Linked DNA regions of Homo sapiens: all the other regions are linked to region 2. Evidence: read pairs that join two places in POLR2A ChIA-PET (ENCODE). Cell type or tissue: MCF 10A. All regions are shown on one strand. Each heading gives the region's core, and the rest is flanking DNA. Links, peaks and the distances in the headings are about the cores only. Region 1 overlaps BABAM2 (BRISC and BRCA1 A complex member 2). Region 2 holds the start of LOC105374383 (a long non-coding RNA gene). Region 3 overlaps BABAM2 (BRISC and BRCA1 A complex member 2).

Region 1 (5,000 bases), core at 1-5,000, 130 kb after region 2:
TGTAATTCTAAGGTATTATAATGAAGACAATATTCCCAGTGAAGATTAATCCAGTAAGTTCTCAAACTAGTGTCAGAAATTACAAAACAGGCTTTCTGGAAGTAAACTCTAAAGATGAAACAGAAGTTTCAATTTGAGTCAAAATAGTGACAGTGGTTGCTGAAGGACTGGAGCTCTCTGAACTGTAAACCGGGCGAAGGGTGTGCTTGTGTGTATAATCAAAAGATGAAAACCACTTTGCCTAGTAGAGCTAACCACTTTCAAGGAAGTCTCAGTATAAAAATTAACCAAAATGTAAAAGTATCTAAAGGACTCAGTAGTTCCCATAATTAAAGCAAAAAGGCATTTAGTAAATTTTCTTTTATCTTTTTCCATATTCTTTTATCATTCGGAACAATATTAGAGAACTGACTGGTTTGATATTTTGTTGATAATTAATTTTCATTCCTGTTGCTTTGATAGTTTTTTTGCTTTTTTTTTTTTTGAGATGGAGTTTCACTCCTCTTGCCCAGGGTGGAGTGCAACGGCACGTTCTCGGCTCACTGCAACCTCCACCTCCCAGGTTCAAGCGATTCTCCTATCTCAGCCTCTCCCAAGAAGCTGAGATTACAGGTGCCACCACACTTGGCTAATTTTTGTATTTTTAGTAGAGACAGGGTTTCACCATGTTTCGGCTGATCTCGAACTCCTGACCTCAGGTGATCTACCCACCTTGGCCTCCCCAAGTGCTGGGATTACGGGCATGAGCCACTGCACCTAGCCTGATAGTTATTAATACTAGAAATGATAAAATTAAACTAAGAATCTTTATGTCTGATATGAGGTAAACATGGTAATTCTAAAATAATATTACACTTTCTATAGATTTGGCTTGAAACAAATTCTAACACATAGCATTGTGGTTCTTAATTTTAATTATTTTACTGATTCCGATTTGCTTTTCAAGTATATTCCTTTATATAAAGATGTGAACTGTATCCAAAAAAGTAAGCAGGTTTTGAGCAACATCACAGTTTTGGTTTTACCGATTTATGTAGTAGCCATCTTGTTTGTTGAGTGCTAAATATTCTACGACGAAACACTGTTTCTATAGCGGGCAGATGAAAGTCTACCTCGCTTAGCTCAGGAACTGAGTGGCTGCTACTACGACAGCTTTGTGTTTTAGTGGTGAGGTGACAGTGCGACATCAATGCAAATAATTTCCTTGGTTATACCAGGAATTGGAGAGCCTGACAAAATCAGAGCTCGGCAGAAGCATTTGTAGCAATAAACAGAAGCTTCTGATTTTTACTTAAAATTTCAAAAGCTGTCCTGATTTCTAATTTATTGGCCTTGATTACAGGCCTATAAGGAAAGAATTATTTAAATGACTACCAGAATTAGTCTGAAGTTGTTGATTTCCTCTGGCTTAAAAAAAAAAAGTCTTACCAGAAACTGTGTTCTCTGAAAAACAAAATAATTGCTTTCCTTTTACTTAATGTCAACTGAAAACCAATGAATGAACAAATGAACAAACAGATAGTTAAAGACAAATACAGAAAGAATAATACTAAGACATCTGTGTGAACATTAGTCATTTAAAATAAAGAAAAACATCAGAGTAAGAACCTTATCATTCATTAGACTGAATAAACACTGCCACCCCAGCCCCAATCCTACAGCTCTGAAATGGAGGAACACAGCAATCAAAGTCTTGCAAAGATACACTGGAAATAATGTGCAGGGCAAAATCCAAAGATAACTTTTTTTCTCTTTTAAAAACATAAGACTGTGGCTGGGCGTGGTGGCTCACGCCTGTAATCCTAGCACTTTGGGAAGCCATGGCGGGTAGATCACGAGGTCAGGAGATCAAGACCATCCTGGCTAACACGGCAAAACCCTGTCTCTACTAAAAACACAAAAAATTAGCCGGGAGTGGTGGCACATGCCTGTAATCCTAGCTACTCAGGAGGCTGAGGCAGGAGAATTGCTTGAACCTGGGAGGCGGAGGTTGCTGTGAGCTGAGATCGTGCCACTGCACTCCAGCCTGGGCGACAGAGCGAGACCCCGTCTCAAAAACAAAACAAACAAACAAACAAAAAAAAAAGAAAAAAATATATATGATTGTTTATAGTAATGACAGAAAAAGCTATATTGTTGTGTTTATATTATAACATATATACATGTAATATATATGACAATTAATAGAACAAATAAGCGGGAGGACAAGGAGCAATGTTGCTATATTTTACCAGAATGAAGGTATTATTAATCTTAAGGCAATTATGTTAAAGATGCATATTGTAATCTCTAGAATAAACCGCTAAGAAAGTAATTCAATATTAGATAGCTAAAAAAAAAAAAAAAAAAAAAGTTCAACAAATGCCCTTCCCCTTACTCACTGTGCTCCAGCCACGCCTGCTTCAGCAGAGCTCTTTGCTGCCTCAGGGCTCAGGGCTTTTGCACAGGGACTGCCTTCCCTGGAATTGCCTTCCTTGGCTGTCTGAATCACTGCTAAGGTCTCAGCGGAAATGTCACCCTCTATAGGAGGTCTTCCCTATAGAAGCATAGGGAAGACCTCACAGCATCTCCTCACAGCATCTTCCTCATCTTCCTCACAGCATCTCCTTCTTATTCTCTATTCATAGCCTTTTACTTTGTTCCATCACGCTATTTGTCACCTTTTGAATGTATATATTTGTTAAGTTTATGTCTTTATTGTCTGTTTTTCTCATTAGACTTCATTAAGAAAGACAAGAAGCTGGGTGTGGTGGCTCATGCCTGTAATCCCAACACTTTGGGAGGCTGAGGCAGGTGGATCCCTTGAGCCCGAGGTGTTTTGAGACCAGCCTGGGAAACAGCAAAACCTCGTCCCTACATAAAATTAGCTGGGCGTCATGGCGCTTATGTATAGTTCCAGCTACTTGGGAGGCTAAGGTGGGAGGATCACCTGAGCCCAGGAAGTTGAGGCTACAGTGAGCCATGATTGCACCACTGCACTCCAGTCTGGAGAGAGAGAAAGAAGACCTCCCCCAGACCAAGACATATAACATATGAGCCTCTCTCATATAACTGTGTCTTGCATAAAGTAGACAAGTCATAAAATATTTGTTTTAAAAATGCATACCATTGTACTTCACCTTGACCTAATCTTTTTTCTCATCAACTAGACAAGAAGTTGGCAAACTTCTGTGAAGGGTCAAATATTTTAGGTCTTGCAAACCATATACTGTCTCTGCTGCATATTCTTCTGCTTCTTTCTGTTTTCTAAGAATCCTTTTAAAATATAAAAGCTACCCTTAGGGCAGGGTGCAGTGGCTCACACCTATAATCCCAGCACTTTGGGAGGCCTAGGCGGGTAGATTGCTTGAGGCCAGGAGTTCAAGATCAGCCTGGGTAACGTGGTGAAACCCGGTCTCTACTAAAAATACAAAAATTAGCCGGGCATGGTGGCACATGCCTGTAGTCCCAGCTACTCGGGAGGCTGAGGCAGAAGAAACGCTTGAACTCAAGGTGGCGGAGGCTGCAGTGAGCCAAGATCACACTACCGCATTCCAGCCTGGGCAACAGAGTGAGACGCTGTTTCCAAAAAAAAAAAAAAAAACAAGCAAACAAACAAACAAAAAGCTATACTTAGCTCAAGGGCCCTATAAAAACAGGCTGACACGGGATTTGGCCCACAGGCTGTAGTTTTCTAATTTCTGTGCTATGTTACTGTAAGTATCTTAAGGTCAACTCTGAGTTATATACTTATATCCCCTAATACCTCGCATAGTACTGAGCATGCAGTAGGTTCTTAGTAAACTCAGAACTCAGTTAAGTTGGAGGTAGAGGAAAACAAGAGAAAAAAGTGGTCAGATTTGGTCTAACAGGAATTTTACCAGGGAGAAAAGGCCTACAGTCCAGGCTGAATGACTCAAAGGGTCATTTACCAAAGATTTATAGGTAATGGAAAAAGACAGCTTGTCATACAGTCACAAATCTCAATACTCAATTGTCTCCCCTTCTAAGCAGCAACTCTGCTCCTGTAGACAGCTGCCTCCTTGTGTGTCTACTTACAGTGCAGTTGACTGGGACCCACAAAAAAAGCATGTAGCTTTTCCCCAGAGGATTTTTTTTGTTCTGTTACTTCGCCTTGCTATCTGGTTCTCTTGCCACGCTGCATTCTGAAAAGCTACTAGTGGACCAGGCGCGGTGGCTCACGCCTGTAATCCCAGCACTTTGGGAAGCTGAGGCAGGTGGATCACCTGAGGTCGGGAGTTTGAGACCAGCCTGACCAACACGGAGAAACTCCGTTTCTACTAAAATTACAAAATTAGCCAGGCATGGTGGCGCATGCCTGTAATCCCAGCTACTCGAGAGGCTGAGGCAGGAGAATTGCTTGAACCTGGGAGGCAGAGGTTGCAGTGAGCCGAGATCCCGTCATTCCACTCCAACCTGGGCAACAAGAGCAAAACTCCGTCTCAAAAAAAAAAAAAAAAAAAGAAAAAGAAAATAAACAAAAGCTACTAGCTTAAAGGTAACATCTACCTCCAGAGGTAAGCATAATTTGGCAAATATGGAATTGCCTATACAACTGCTATGAATAATTCTTAGATGATGGCCAGGAAAGTTTCCTAAAAATAGTTTCTGGATGGGAGCAAGTTTCTGATCCTGCTACAGTTCCAAGATTTGAGACATGCTGAAAATGAATGATGTAAGGAAGGAATAAGTGGATGGAAATGCTCCATGGCCACAATCATGGCCACAGTCCCCACTCCTGGAACTGCCAGAATGCCAGGATGTTGCAGTACCTCCTGAGAGATCCCAGAATCTGTGCAATGCTTTTCCTTAAGGCAATCTGCTTTTTCAAAGTCTGGCAAAGTCTGAGGTCAGAGCTGTCTGTCTCAAGAAGAGTGCCTCTTTCCTCTAGCATCCAAAATGCACATAATTATTGCCAGGAGCTATCCTATCAATAGCAATTATCCTGGGCCCGAGGAGAATAGGGAGGAAGGGGAGAACAGAGATGCTATTTCATGTCC
Region 2 (8,311 bases), core at 1,423-6,422:
CCAGTTCATCTGGAGCAAAGAATGTTGATTGTGTCCTTAGCACACAGCAGAAAGGGCCATGAGCTTAGGCCACAGAGGCCTGGGTTCAAATCTTGGTTTTGCTACCTGATAGCCAGGGGACCCTGGGTAGGTACTGAACCCCTCTGCGCCTCACTTTCCTTCCTTGTGATGTGGTGATGATAACAACACCAAGATTTCCAGGCCACGGTGAGAATTACACATGTATGTATTTATCTAACTATCCACCCACCGTCTGTTTATTTATACTCTGCCTTATTCCCAAAAGGATTTCTCTAGCTATAGGAAGATTCACTGAAACAGCCCGGAAGGGGCATGGCACATGGGTGATGCCCACAGTGTTACATTCCTTTCTCTGCCCATCTCACAGGGTTGTGGTGAGGCTCCAGTGGGATAATGTTTCTGAAAATGTCTCACAAAGTGGGAAATTTCATACACATGCAAGTGGGGAAGAAAGGAAGGGTCTGGGGAAGCTGAGGCAGGAAAGCGTGTCCAGCAGCTCACAGAAAAAAGAGTTTGGGCTGCTGAAGCTCTGAGGTCTTCCACCTACCAGCTGGGGGCCCCTGTGCTGTGGCATCTGGAATAAAGCAGATGTGGGAGAAGCTGCGTCTACAGGATCCTGTAGTGTCAGAACTAGAAGGAACCTGAGAGTGTATTTGGTGCAACCCCCCACCATTATACAAATGTGGGAACTGTGGTTCAGAGAGGGAAACAGCCTTGCCTCACATCACCCAGGGCACCAGAGGCAGAGCTGGGCCAAGACCCCCCATTTCCTGATGCCAGGCGCAGGGTGCCATTTCCACTGCCCCATGCACCTGGGAGCCCAAGGCACCTCCCTCACTCTGGCCTGGGGCACCTGGAAGCAGGTCTGCAGGAACTTCACTTCCCAGGAGGAATTCTGGGAGCTTACAGCAGAAAGGCTCAGTCCGCTCACCTGTAAGTGTGCCTGGGGCCCTACCCTGTTGACATGCCCAGGGGCTCCTGAGTAGTGACGTTAGCCAATGAATAGAACCCGCAGCCAAGACCAAACACAGGGCCTTATTGTTAGGGACACTGATTACTGCACTGGGTTGGGCATTTATTTATTATCACCTCTTTCTTTTCATTAACAGAAAGCAAACATTCCCCACCCCAGTAGCTAGAAGGCGACTTACCTGCACAAGAAGACAGGTGATGTCTCTCAAGGCTGGGTTAGAAGCAGATCCGACCTACTTACACAGTCCTTCCATCAGATCCAACGCAGGCGAGGGGAGGAGAGATTCAAGTCACACCTAGCGAGAGCACCCTCAGGATGCAGAGGCTGTTACTAAACAATGTCGAAAGCTGTGGTGTGGGGTCAGGAGCCAGACAGATCTGGCCCTGCTCCGCGCTTTGCTTCCTCCCTGAGCCTCGGTGTCTTCACCTGTAAGATTTTAGAGGTTAAAAGGATTAAATAATATATATGTGTCAGCAGCTAGCATGGTATCTGGTACAGGGCACTCAGTAAACAGCTGTATCTCAGGGCACAGCGAACCTTGTTTCTGCAGATGAAACTGTTGGGTAACAGACACTCCATAAAGGTTGATCCTCTGAGGCTGAGTGTCCTCTTCTAGGAGTCTTAAAGACAGAAAATGATAGGAGAGGGTAATAGCCCACATGTCATCTCACGCTGGGCAAGGGGAGAAACGTGGTAGCCTTTTCAAGACACTCCATTCTCCTAGTTCAGCTTTCCTGTCAACGTTTCCGTCTCTCTCAGAGCTCGCAGCCCCACCGATTCCATCAGTGAGTGATCTGCAGTCTCTCTCATTCTTCCATTAGGACAAATCATTCAGATCCTTCTTTCTCCCCACTAGAAGCACCTTTCATTTGGGAGGTCCAGGTATTCTTCTTGCTCCCACTTCATAAGCTTCAACTCCTTTGAGATTGTGTGTGTGTGTGTGTGTGTGTGTGTGTGTGTGTGTGTGTGTGTGTTTCCGCCCCCCACAGCCAAGGTAGAAGTTAATTGAGACCTTCAAATAAAGCTTCCAGAAGACCTGATTCAGAGACAGCATTACCTAACGAGGATGGCTGAGCAGTGCTGAGTCTGAAGTTGAGACAAGGTCTGGATCTCCAGGGGACAGAGCAACAGAAATACTCCTTACTTCCCTGGCTTCCTCCCACAGGGGCCCTCCGCTTCCTGTAGTGCCAGGTAGGAGCTAGAGAGGCCCAGGGCCCCTAGGCGGAGGCCATCGCCCACAGCCTCACCCTGGCTGTCTGTGGCTTGGGGCAGGGGCCTCTAATTTTCCAGATTATTTGTTACCTCCAGCAAAATGCTTAACAACAGCGCTAGGGATGGGCATCTGAGCACATGAACGATTAGGTTTGACCTAAACAGATTGTGAAAGCTGGAAAAGACCCCGAGGCATCACTGAAAGCATTTCCCCAAAGAGTGAGGAAGTTTTGCAAGGTGATAGAAGATGGTAGTGGATAAAAGCACTGTATTTTCAAATAAGTTTGGAAAATATTGGGGTTAAGTGGATTTCTTTACTTAGGACTTCTCAGAGCCTTTAATGTACCAGTGCAAATTGGGACTCTCCAGGATGCATTTCTCAAAAGCATCCCATGAAACGGTGATTCGGCCACTCTCTGGTGTTACGGCGAGGAAACAGGCACAAAGTCCTAGGGACAGGGCCACCAGGGAGACCGGAGTCTCTGCATTTTCCCTGGTATCAAAACTAAGCCCATTCATCCTTTTTCTCATTTTGTTTTTGCCTTGTAATCAGGGGCAGAGGTGGTGGGATTGGAGGGTTTATTTATTTAGATGTATGTACTCTGAAGACCAGAACTAAGGCCAGTGGGTAAAAGTTCCTGTTGAGCAAAATTTCAGCTCCACCCAAGTAAGAACTTTAAAATAATTAGACCTGTTTGGACATAGATGGAGCCAACTCATGCAGTAGTGAGCCGCCCATCACTAGAGGGGTCTAAGCCACAACCTACCAACCACTGAATGGTATAGCAGGTTGAATGGTGGTCTCCCAAAAAGATAGGTCTGTGTCCAGATCCCGGGAACGTGTGAATGTGAGCTTATTTGGAAAAAGGGTCTTTGCAGATGTAAGGAGGTTAAGAATCTTGAGAGGAGGAGATCATCTTGGATTCTTGGATTATCTGGGCAGACCCACAATTCAACAGGAAGTATCCTTATAAGAGTGGGGTAGAGGGAGATGACGCACACAGAGAAGGCCTCACAAAGACAGAGCAGAGACAGATGCAGGGACAAGCTAAAGAATGCTGACAGCTCCAGAAGCTGGAAGTGATGAGGAATGGATCTCCCTAGGGCCTCCAGAGGGAGCGAGGCCCTGCCGACACCTTGATTTCCGACTTCTGGCCTCCAGAACTGTGAAAGAGGAAGAGTCTGTTATTTTAAACCACCAAGTTTGTGGTCCTCTGTTATAGCAGCCACAGGAAACCAAGAGAGGTAGGGGTGCTGAGGAGGAAGGCGGCGAAGGAGTCTGCACTGAGTGATCCCAGGGCCTCTTCTGACCCCCTGCCCACTGGTCGTCACCCCCCATGATACCTTTGATTCGGTGATGGGATAACTGTGGTAGGATTCCGCGTCTGTCCCGGGAAGGGGGAAAGCAAATGGACTCAGCTTCAAGGCAGAACTTGAGCTGCTGCTTCCGCAGCTCTGCCAGAGCCACCAGCAAAGGTGCCTACTTTGGCCTCTTTAGAAGATAGTCCCTTAAAGTCAAAGAACCTACAACCAGCTTCTAGCCCCCAGGGTGTCATACCATCTCCACTAAGTGGTCAATGGGCTGCCAGGCAGGTGCCAGTCAAGACTGGCTGAGAAGCTACGAGTTGGGCTATGAGACCAGCTTCAGTCAGTGTCAGTCAGCACAGGGAGGCTGAGCAGCTCAGGCACCGGCTGCAGCTACAGAGGCCTTGCTGGGTCTGTTTTGTGTCCTGGGGTCTCCTGCCTCAGGGACAGAAATCAGCCCAGTGACCCTCCCCCTGCCATAGGCACACACAAGGGAGGAAAGCTGGCACCCATCCTCCACCCCATGTGCAGCCTGTTCCCTTCCTCTGCTACACGCGTGCACTCTTACACGCACTCAGGAGCTCTGTTGCAACAGCCTCTGTGCCCGGAGACAAGCGATAACACGCCCTCCTGCCCGTCTCTTCTTGCCTTTAGTGCCTGGCAAATTAAGACCAAACCCAAGTTGCAGGGCAAAAGAGGATCAATTACCAGGTAAAGGAGGAGGCTGCGGTTTGAATGTCTCAGCAGCATTTTGGGGAGACCTGGGGACAGGATAGAGAGGGGCTGAGGCCAGTGCTCCCTTCAACACTGCCAGTTGTCCAGATGCCTGCAACCATTGGTAAAAGCAAGTCTCAGTTGCTTTGTCCCTAAAGCCAGGAGCCCAGCTGGTTGTGTCAATCAGGGCTGGCCACTCCCTTCAGGGCTGGCCACTCCCTTCCTCTTTGGGGAGCAGAATGAGCTTTGCCCACCTGGTAGAGCGGTGCTGGGTGTCCTGGGCAGGAGTCCCAGCCCTGGCACACCTGTGTGTGCAGTCTGACTGGCTTACCTAGAGCCCAGCAGCCCTCAGTGTCCTCCCTCCTTCCCTCCCTCTCAGGGTGGGGAGGGTTCCCACCTGCCCAGCTTCAGTCCGGGCAGACCCATGCTTCCCCCCACACCCTCAGAGACCCAGGCATCCACCTTCAGAGGTGGCCTCTCTTTACCTGTTGGTTCCCCCTTTCCAAATTAACCCCAAACCCCAACACCACTCCCCAAACCTGAGTCTGGGGGGAAGGGAACGTGGCATTCTCCCCTTTCTAGGTCAGAAATGTTTTGTAACCAAGCCCTCGGGCTCTGCAAATGTTTGCTTGCAGGTTGCTTTGCTCAGCTGGGGCAGGGCTGGGCTGAAGCCCCCATGTCCTCAACTGCCTTCTTCCCCTCCCTTCACCACCCTAATTTCAGGCTCAACTGTGCGCGTTTAGGGCTTCATTAAACTCTTGTCTTGCTTTCAGAAGAGACACTTTCTGCCCCAGGGAGTTGCTACCATGCTTTGTGGAGAGGGCAGGTCCGAGCAGGCTCCAGGTGAGGGCCTGTTGGGAGGGAGAAGGAACATCCTTGCTGGAAGCTGCCTAGAGGTGGCCAAGGGGAAGCTAGCGGGGCGGGAGGCTCAGAGGGTGCCCACCTTGGTGAGGGTCCCCCCGGCACAGAGGGTCTCCCTATCTCCACCACCACCGCTGCGTGCCTCGTTCAATGATCGCAGGTCGCGGTGTCCAGGTCACCCTGTTCCCAGTGCCTGCCCCGCCCTGCCCCACCCTGCCCAGCCAGCGAGCAGGAGCCTCCCGCACCTCCCAACTACTGCTGGCCGCACCCTGCCCTCACCGTCAGGAGGGCCAGGCCTCCCACCCCAAGGGACCTCGCCCACTCTGCCCTCACCTCGCACGTGGGGCCAGGCCCCCCCATTCCAAGAGACCTTGCCCACCCTCCTGGGGCCCTCGAGAGGAGGAAAAGGATCCAGAAAGTGGGCTCTGTGATCCAGACCCTCAACGCAGGCACGTGGTGACCACACTCCCAACCACTAGGACGGACCTGCCTTGTACTGGTCCCAGGAAGGACTCCATGGGGTGAAACTTTCTAGAGAAGCATGTCTCAAAGGGCCTGCTGGCTTCGAGGCCTGGGTTTGCCCCTTACTACCTGTGTGTCCTCCAGCAGATTACTGCATCTTTCTGAGCCTCAGTCTCCCCGTCCGTAAATTGAGGGTACTATACCTGTTCCCTGAGGTGTCCAGGGGAATGGAAAGACATAACGTAGGAGAGAAAGCCTGTTGCTCACTTAGGTAAAAGGCTACACAGACATGAGATATTACTTCTATCAAGGCTGGGCAGGCTGTGAGGAAAACTGTAATAGAGCTTTTAGCATTGTCCCCAAAAGAAAATGCTACGTGCACCGCCCCCATTTCATTCTGTAAGTGCTGTGTTCCCTGCATGCTCTCTCCCTGGCCAAGAAAAGCTCATCTTGCCACCCCCTGCATATCTTTCCTTGGGCTTCACAAGCCCCCTCAGGATTACTTCATGGGTATTCTCCATTGCTGTTTTTACCAACAGGGAAACTGAGGCAAGGAGCAGGAAGGCCCTTGTGCAGATCACACAGTATGTCTGTGAGATGGCCAGGAGCCCGAGCCGGGGCTCCCGACACCCTGCTGGATCTTCAAGGTCCTGCCACTGTCTCTGGGATGAATCTGCTTTCTAACATTCTTTAAGCTTATGCAGGGGCAATCATGAAAAACAGACAGTGTTCTGAAGAGTGTGGCTCTAAGTTAAGGGACTTGGGACTGTCAGAGCTGGCAGGGACCTCAGAGGTCTCCTAGGTTAACCCCTTGGAGCACTGGGCCTGGCAGAAGGGGAGTAGCTGTCCCATCACACGGCTCTGGTCTCAGAGCCTCTCTGCCCCAAACAGAGATGGGCTCACCCCTCTGTCCCAGGAAGCATGGTCCTCCCCCAGAGAAGCTCAGAGGCAGGACATGTCCCCAGGTGATCCCCGGTCAGTCCAGGTGACCCTGCTGTCTCCATTCTTCTGTGGGATGACACTGAGCCCAGGACCCCAGGCTTTCCATCTTCCGCTGGGAGGCCCCAGAGCTGCAGTCTCCACACACTTCAAAGGCCTTCTGGACATGATCTCATTCAGCCTCACCTGCTCGCTTGGGGTTGGGAGGGGGCGGGGAGAGGTCATTGAAGAACAGTGACTTGTCACAGCCACACCCTTGAGCAAGTCAGTGTTCCTCTGTGTACCTCAGTTTCCCCATCTCTAAAATGATGGTTAATAGGACCTAGTGCTAACAGTACCTAGATGGCCTGCAGTTGTATTAGGGCCAATGAAGGCAACAGCAAGTTGCCTCATGGGAACACTATGCCCTTCCTCACAGGTAGGAGGAGGCCACAACACAAAAGTTCCTTTTATGGGATCTGGTGTATGTTGGAGGTTGAAGGTCATTAGCCCTACTAGCCATAGAGGCCTGGGGGTGGGGATGCCAGGCTGCCAACCCCATCAAGGGCTCAGTGGACAAATGAGTCCGTAGTCTATCTTTTTTGGAGGAGGCCCACTTACTTCCTGAAGACATTCAGGAACAACCCTATAAATGCTACTTCTCTTCCCAAATCGCCAGGCCAGGCCAGCAAAGCCCATGCTTATGGGCCTCCTCCTGTTTTCCCAAGTCTCCCCTCTGCAGCCACTCCAAGGGCCCTGGTGGGCTGGGAGGCTCTACTGCTGCCCTGCTGGGCTCCTGCCCCCTGCCGGGCTGGGTGGAAGCCCCCATTGTCTGAGTTCTTCCCAAGTGGCAGGGGGCTGTGAGTTCCAACCTTCATAGGATTTCTAACTTACTGTGTGGCCTCAAGCCAGTCTCCTGGCTTCTCTCAGTTTCCCCACCAGTAAAATAGGGCTAATGACCATCAGCCTCCTGCGCTGGGGTGTTGTGAGAATAATTAAGGTTTGTGAAGGGCTTTGAGATCCGTGGATGAAAGGCCCTGGAGAAGGAGAGTGTTATTATCCATTATTAGTACTGTTATTTTCCACGCAAGGATCTCAAAGCCTTTCAAAGACAGTAATTAGTACCTTGCAGGGGTGTTTTGAGGGTGATTAGTTCCATTTCATATATGGGAAAACTAAGGCACAGAAAGAAATCAAAACAGGGCAGAAGGGTAGGTGCTCACCTAGTATACCTAGAATTTGATGCTGCCCAGGCTTGGGTGCCCCCGACCCCCAGGGTCCACTTAGGGCACCTTCCTTTGGACCAGTCAGAGTCCACAAGGGGCCAGTGAGAGGCTCAGAGCAGGCACCTCATGACCTGCTTTCCTGATTCTTCCCTCCGCCTCGTGCTGCACCAGGAAGTGTGCACCGGGCAGCCCATCTTCAGTCTGGTTGGGCAGCAGAAGCTGGCATTGAAGGCACTGGAAAGAGGGCAGCTGCAGGAGATGGAAGCATAGGGCATGAAAGGGCAGAGACAGTCAAGACCCCGGGCAACCCCTTTGCTCCGGGGCTTTGAGAACAGACTCCCTCTTTTTCTCTGCACTCCCCAAACTCCTCTGGTCACCTTGTATGTGGGATCACGTCGAGCCTTGGGTGAACCAAGGGCAGCCCAGCCTTTCAAGCTATCTTTACGGGAGCAGCTAAGAGAAGTAGAAACAGGAGGTTACAAGACTGATGAGGTGGGGTGTGTGCCAGGCTGCCCACCACATTGAGGGGACAAGAGAGTCCTTGGTTTACCTTTTCAGGAAGACATGCATTTGCTTCCTGGGCACAATCAGGATCCCCTGGTGCTTGTGGTTGGTTCTA
Region 3 (5,000 bases), core at 1-5,000, 150 kb after region 2:
TGGATGCAGGTGGTCCTCACACCACAGTTTGAAAAAATACTGCTCTAGACCTCATGCAATGATGCACGGCCAGGGCTGGAATGGGAAGGGGTGTGGTCAATGCAAATGTGCCTCCCATCCCCGTGGCATGGGATCACTGACTACTTGAAAGGCACTGTGGACAACAGGAAGGTAAGGAAAACACAGGTCTGCTCTTAAGGCCTAGTATGGGAGATAAGACATTTATTGAAACTACCAGAAAAAAGGTGGTTTCTGCCAGATGTACACATGGGTAAAATGAGTGTGGTTATATTCAGGTAAACAGAAGGCAAGGCAAGGAAGCAGTCAAATCAAAACTGAGGCTGGAAGTAACGAGGACACAGACACTACTTAACAAGGCAGGGCAATGGATCCGAGGCCAGGTTCTCAATGTGGACAGCAGACCATGCGTCCTGCACCACACCGAGCAGCTTTTTGCCCATTGAGAAAGGCATATTTCATATTTCAGGCTGCCCAGGGTGCCTACTGGTGAGGGGTATCTACCTAGAGAGGAAGCAAGAACAGGGATAGATCCTGATGCGATGCCAATGGTGAACTGCAAAGGAAAGAAAACGTGAGGTTAAAAAAATAAAAAGTTCTGTTTAGTTGTAAAGTGAGAGATGTTCTGGAGATTAAAAAAAAAAATCTGGGCTTTGAGATTGAATCTCAGCCAGGTTCACTGCTGAAATTTCTCCTTTAAACTAACAAATTCTAAATGTTATCTGTCTGGCTCAGGCCTTTCTTGAACTCAGAACTTGTAACTCAACCTGCTCACAAGCAACCCTGCCCCCAAAACCTACTCCCATATCCACCTCATCTCAGAAAATGGCAGCTTCTATCTCTTGGTTCCCAGACCAAAAACCTCTGTCATTGCTGACTCCTTTCTCTCACACCCCATAGTCAATTGGCCTGGTTGGCCTAAGAGGCGCCCACTGAGAGCAGGGCTCAGAACCTACTGAACTTCTCACTGGGGCTAAAACCTCCCTGGATAAGCTGGGGCAATTTCACCTCAGGGCACTGGCCCAGTTCTCCTGCTGTTCTCTCTGCCTGGAACTCTTCCCAGCCATTTGCGGGGCGGGCTTCTTCACCTGCTTCAGGTCTTACTCAAATGTCAGCTTCTGAGTGAGGCTTCCTGAACCATCTATTTAAGATAAGCCCCTTCCATCTCTGGTACTTGGTCTTCTGTGTTGTCGTTTTCTCCGTGGCATAAGACATTCTACACGTATTCACTCATCATCTCCCCCCATGACTCCTCACTAGAATATAATCTCCTCCAGAATGAGGATCTGCCTCTGTTTTGTTCACTTTTATAACCTCATTATTCTTAGCAAGAATAATGCCAAGCATATTAGACACTTAAAAAATATTTGTAGTATTAAAGTCCAATGAATATAAAAAAGAGATGGAAGTCAAATTTCTAAATGAACATTAAAAGCCAATAAATGTATATATCTTTATGGAAATAGTCATTATGGAAAAGAAGAGTTTAACGGTCTTGGAAAGGGATTGGCAAACTTTTTCAGTAAAAGGCCAGGTAGTAAATATTGTCATCTTTGCATCCATAATGCCTGTATTGCAGCTACTTAGCTCTCCTGCTGAAGTGCAAAGGCAGCCGCAGATAATATGTAAATGAATGAGCACGGCTGTGTTCCAACAACATTTTGTTTATGGATACTAAAATTCAAGTTTCATGTAATTTTTACGAGTCATGAAACATTATTATTTAAATATTTTTCTAACCATTTAAAAAATGTAAAAGTCATTCTTAGCTGTGGGCTGGATTTGGCCAGGAGGTTTTAGTTTGCTGACTCTTGATCTAGGATTATAGAAATATTTGACAGTTCTACAGATGCTGAAAGTACGAAAAGTATCCAGGAAGAAATATAGGCAAACCCCACCCCCCTAGAATAGGTTATTAGCAAAAATGAAAAGAGGCCCTTTGGTCAAACTTCTTAGAAGCTATATTCCATCAGCAGGTAAACCACAGGAATTAGCTTTTTTCAGGCAAGGGTGAGGTGAGCATTAGGCAACTCGTGGACTGTGGGAGTTCTCACAACCATACTAGATTGTAACTGTGCAAGAGGGAGCTATTTATATGATTTTGAACGAAGCTTGAGGCATATTCTGGTGCTTTTTAACTTCTATGTTAGGTGAAAAAGCTGCCTACAAAAGCCTTCCTCCCACCCAAAATACTAGCTGTTAGTTGGTGACTGATCCTCAGAAATATTAACATGAATCATATATGCTCTTTTCACAGTGCAAAAAGAGATAATTTTAACACTCAGAAAATGTCATAAACCACACAATAGAGAAGCTATCCAGCCTTCAAATTGTAAATAAATAAAATCCTGTTCCTGCATGGAAGCCTCTTCCTCCTTTCGATTCTGATGCTTCCTCCTCTGGATTCTGATGCCTGCAGGGCTGGCTGGTGTTAACCGTGTTCAGTCTGATGCTGAAGGCAGCCTTTGCTCTCCATCCTTCCTCCCTGGCGCCCACCCTTGTTAGCCCGACTGTCTTTGGGAACCCATAGCACTCAGCCTTGCCCTTTCTCTAGCTGCTGCTCTTCTCACCTACAGACAGCTTGTGGCTGCCCTGTCTCTACTGCGATCAGCCCGGGTTGGCCTAAGCAGCACCAGCTGAGAGCAGGGCTCAGCCTTTATCCAGGCTTCAGGAAAGAACCCCTGAGTTAATTTTCTTCTTCCTACTTGGAGAAACAGGTATTTTTGTCTTTGATCCCTAAGCTCTGTTTTCTTTCTCTTGTTACTAAACAGTTCACTCCCTATCCACTCTCCTTTTTTTGCAACTTCATCATTTTTCCACATTGCACCGTTTGGCACAGGAGAAGGAAAGAACCACATCAAATAAAGGAATGCAACCACAAAAGCTGCCTTGAGAAACAGGGCCCCAGATTTTTTTTTTTTTTTTTTTTTTTGTCAATTTACCGTTTTTGGACTTGTTCTCCCATAATCAAATCCTCCCTATCGTGCTAACAATGTGGTGGTGTGTCAAAACATTGGAATTCTGCTTCAATCAGCAACCCAGAGCTTAATAGGAAAATGAAGCAACAAAATGTTGCTCTTACTGTTAACCTTAGGCTAGGCCTGTCCTTAGGATGGGGACTGTTTGCTTCTTTATGGTAAATGGGCCAAACGTTCAGTTTTGTGAGAGCTTGCATTGTCAGCAGAGGCCCACAGCAGTGTCTTGAGCACCATTCAGGCACGCTTCTAAAGCTCAAGTACCGCAAACTGAAGTACGAAGCATCCCACAATTTAGTAAGCCAGAGAAGAGTTAAGACTAAATTTGTTTGCAAAAATTTTAAAGACACATTCATTTTACTGGCAGCAAGTCAGGGGTCTGGCTCTATGACACTCATGTCTGCAGTTATCACAAAAGGGCTTGCGTGAAATTAAAGTGGTTGTTTTGTTTCTTGTTTTTAAATTAAAAATGTGTGCAATATGTAAACCATTTAGGGACAACAATAAGGTGCCACAATTCCAAACCAAAACATTTGCAAGTCACCACTCTATGTCCTCAGGGAGTATGTGATATAGTTAATGTTTCTAATATTCATCATCAATGAAAACATCAGTTACAGGTAGAGAATTTCTGATTTAGCAATTTTTTAATCTTTTGTGATTAACTGGGTAAATTAAACTGTTTGAAGGTAAGTATTTTTGTTGTTTTGGTTTGGTTCACATGGAGTCATGTGCCACTTTGGTTAATGTGGGAAATAGCCTCTTCTTCAACATCATCTGTTGCATATACAAGCAGTGAGTAGAAGTGTATCTGTCCCTGAACACCAAAGTAGTGTGACCTCCCTTCAGAGATTTCTCTTGGGGAGAGAGGAAGGGGTGGGAGGAGACATACCTTTTCTCCCACCCTTGTTCTAGCATAGCATATTGGAATCTCAGGGTGGAGAAATGTGTTATTTGAAAAGAAGGAAAAAAGCTCATAGCTGGTTCTGATATGGACTAAAAGGACAGACTACCTGACTGCCCCACCCCTGAGAAATGCTGTTTCAACCATACAGAAGGAATCTTCTATCCTCAGAAGTTAAAGACCTCAGTTAATAGGTAAAGTTGCTGCTCTTCTAATTTTGGCAACATTCAGCCTGGCCCCAGTTCTACCTTGAAGAGCCGAGTTATTGGTGTCATTCCAGTTGCCCATTGATCTTCCTGTCCCCTCTGGAGACCTCTACTCTCACTCCCACCACAGCTGCCCAATAAGCAGAGAGTACGATCAAGTCAAGGCGGTGAACAATGAAGGGAAGAAGGGCAGAGCCAGTTTAAGGGGCTGTAGGCAGGTGCTTGCTTGTAAGGACCCTCTCTCCTCCCCATTCTGCTGATGCAGCTCAGGTGCCAAGCCCGGGTGCCTGGCCCTGGTGCCAGCTACTGCCCCAGGAAATGTCCACAAAGGTGAGCATGGGGAGCAGGACACAGACACTGGATGGGGGCACTGTCCCCCTCTGCAGTGTGCTCCCCAAACCAGCTGGAAAGCAGGAGGAACCATTTTCTGGAGCAGACTGGGAAGAGGGAATTGAGGAGGCTATAAGTGTGGTTAGTGTTTTAACAAAAATAAGATATATTCAGTAGATTGCTATCATTTCAAAAACATTTGATCTTACTAAATATCCTGTTTACTTAATAACAGGGAAGTGGGAGTTCAGTTCTGTTAATATCCATCTGTGCAAAACTAGGAATCTATTTCTAAATAACATAATTTATTTACCTGCATCTTTTACTTTTAAAAAATATCCACTAATTTAAATACTATTTTTAGCCAATTCTCTAAAATAGATGATTCAAAACAGCCACAATAGTAACAAGGGCCCACACTTCCCCAGACAGAGTGCGGGGCGGGCCTGCGGGGAAGCAGGGCCAGGGTGCCTCATGGTCCAGGCTGCCTAGAACTCAGGGGAACCTGTACTGAGGCGCCTGATAACTCCAGAAGATGGATGTGTTTGCTTTCTTTAAACCAGTGAC

The links. Peaks named below come from ENCODE experiments on the same cell type or tissue, not always from the same donor. Only the 100,000 strongest peaks of a DNase experiment are listed, where the experiment ranks them.
Region 1: POLR2A ChIA-PET joins it to region 2 with 14 read pairs; 6 of 35 experiments call an interaction of 5 or more read pairs at or near these places.
Region 3: POLR2A ChIA-PET joins it to region 2 with 33 read pairs; 3 of 35 experiments call an interaction of 5 or more read pairs at or near these places.

Annotation. Positions count from the first base shown.
Region 1 is chr2:28,247,671-28,252,670 of GRCh38, reverse strand. The region is part of intron 10 of BABAM2 (BRISC and BRCA1 A complex member 2); the gene reads right to left. Among named protein-coding and RNA genes, the nearest start is that of BABAM2-AS2, 60 kb to the left of the region's middle. RefSeq lists an enhancer at 2,371-2,871. In MCF 10A, for the core only: no CTCF peak of the experiment used is centred there; a DNase peak (open chromatin) is centred at 2,430.
Region 2 is chr2:28,374,298-28,382,608 of GRCh38, reverse strand. It overlaps LOC105374383 (a long non-coding RNA gene), which reads right to left and starts at 5,254. Exons shown (of 3, transcript XR_939876.3): 1 at 5,169-5,254; 2 at 1,173-1,420. RefSeq lists enhancers at 1,697-2,197, 2,198-2,698. In MCF 10A, for the core only: no CTCF peak of the experiment used is centred there; DNase peaks (open chromatin) are centred at 4,138, 4,458 and 5,038.
Region 3 is chr2:28,222,802-28,227,801 of GRCh38, reverse strand. The region is part of intron 7 of BABAM2 (BRISC and BRCA1 A complex member 2); the gene reads right to left. Among named protein-coding and RNA genes, the nearest start is that of BABAM2-AS2, 85 kb to the left of the region's middle. In MCF 10A, for the core only: no CTCF peak of the experiment used is centred there; a DNase peak (open chromatin) is centred at 3,011.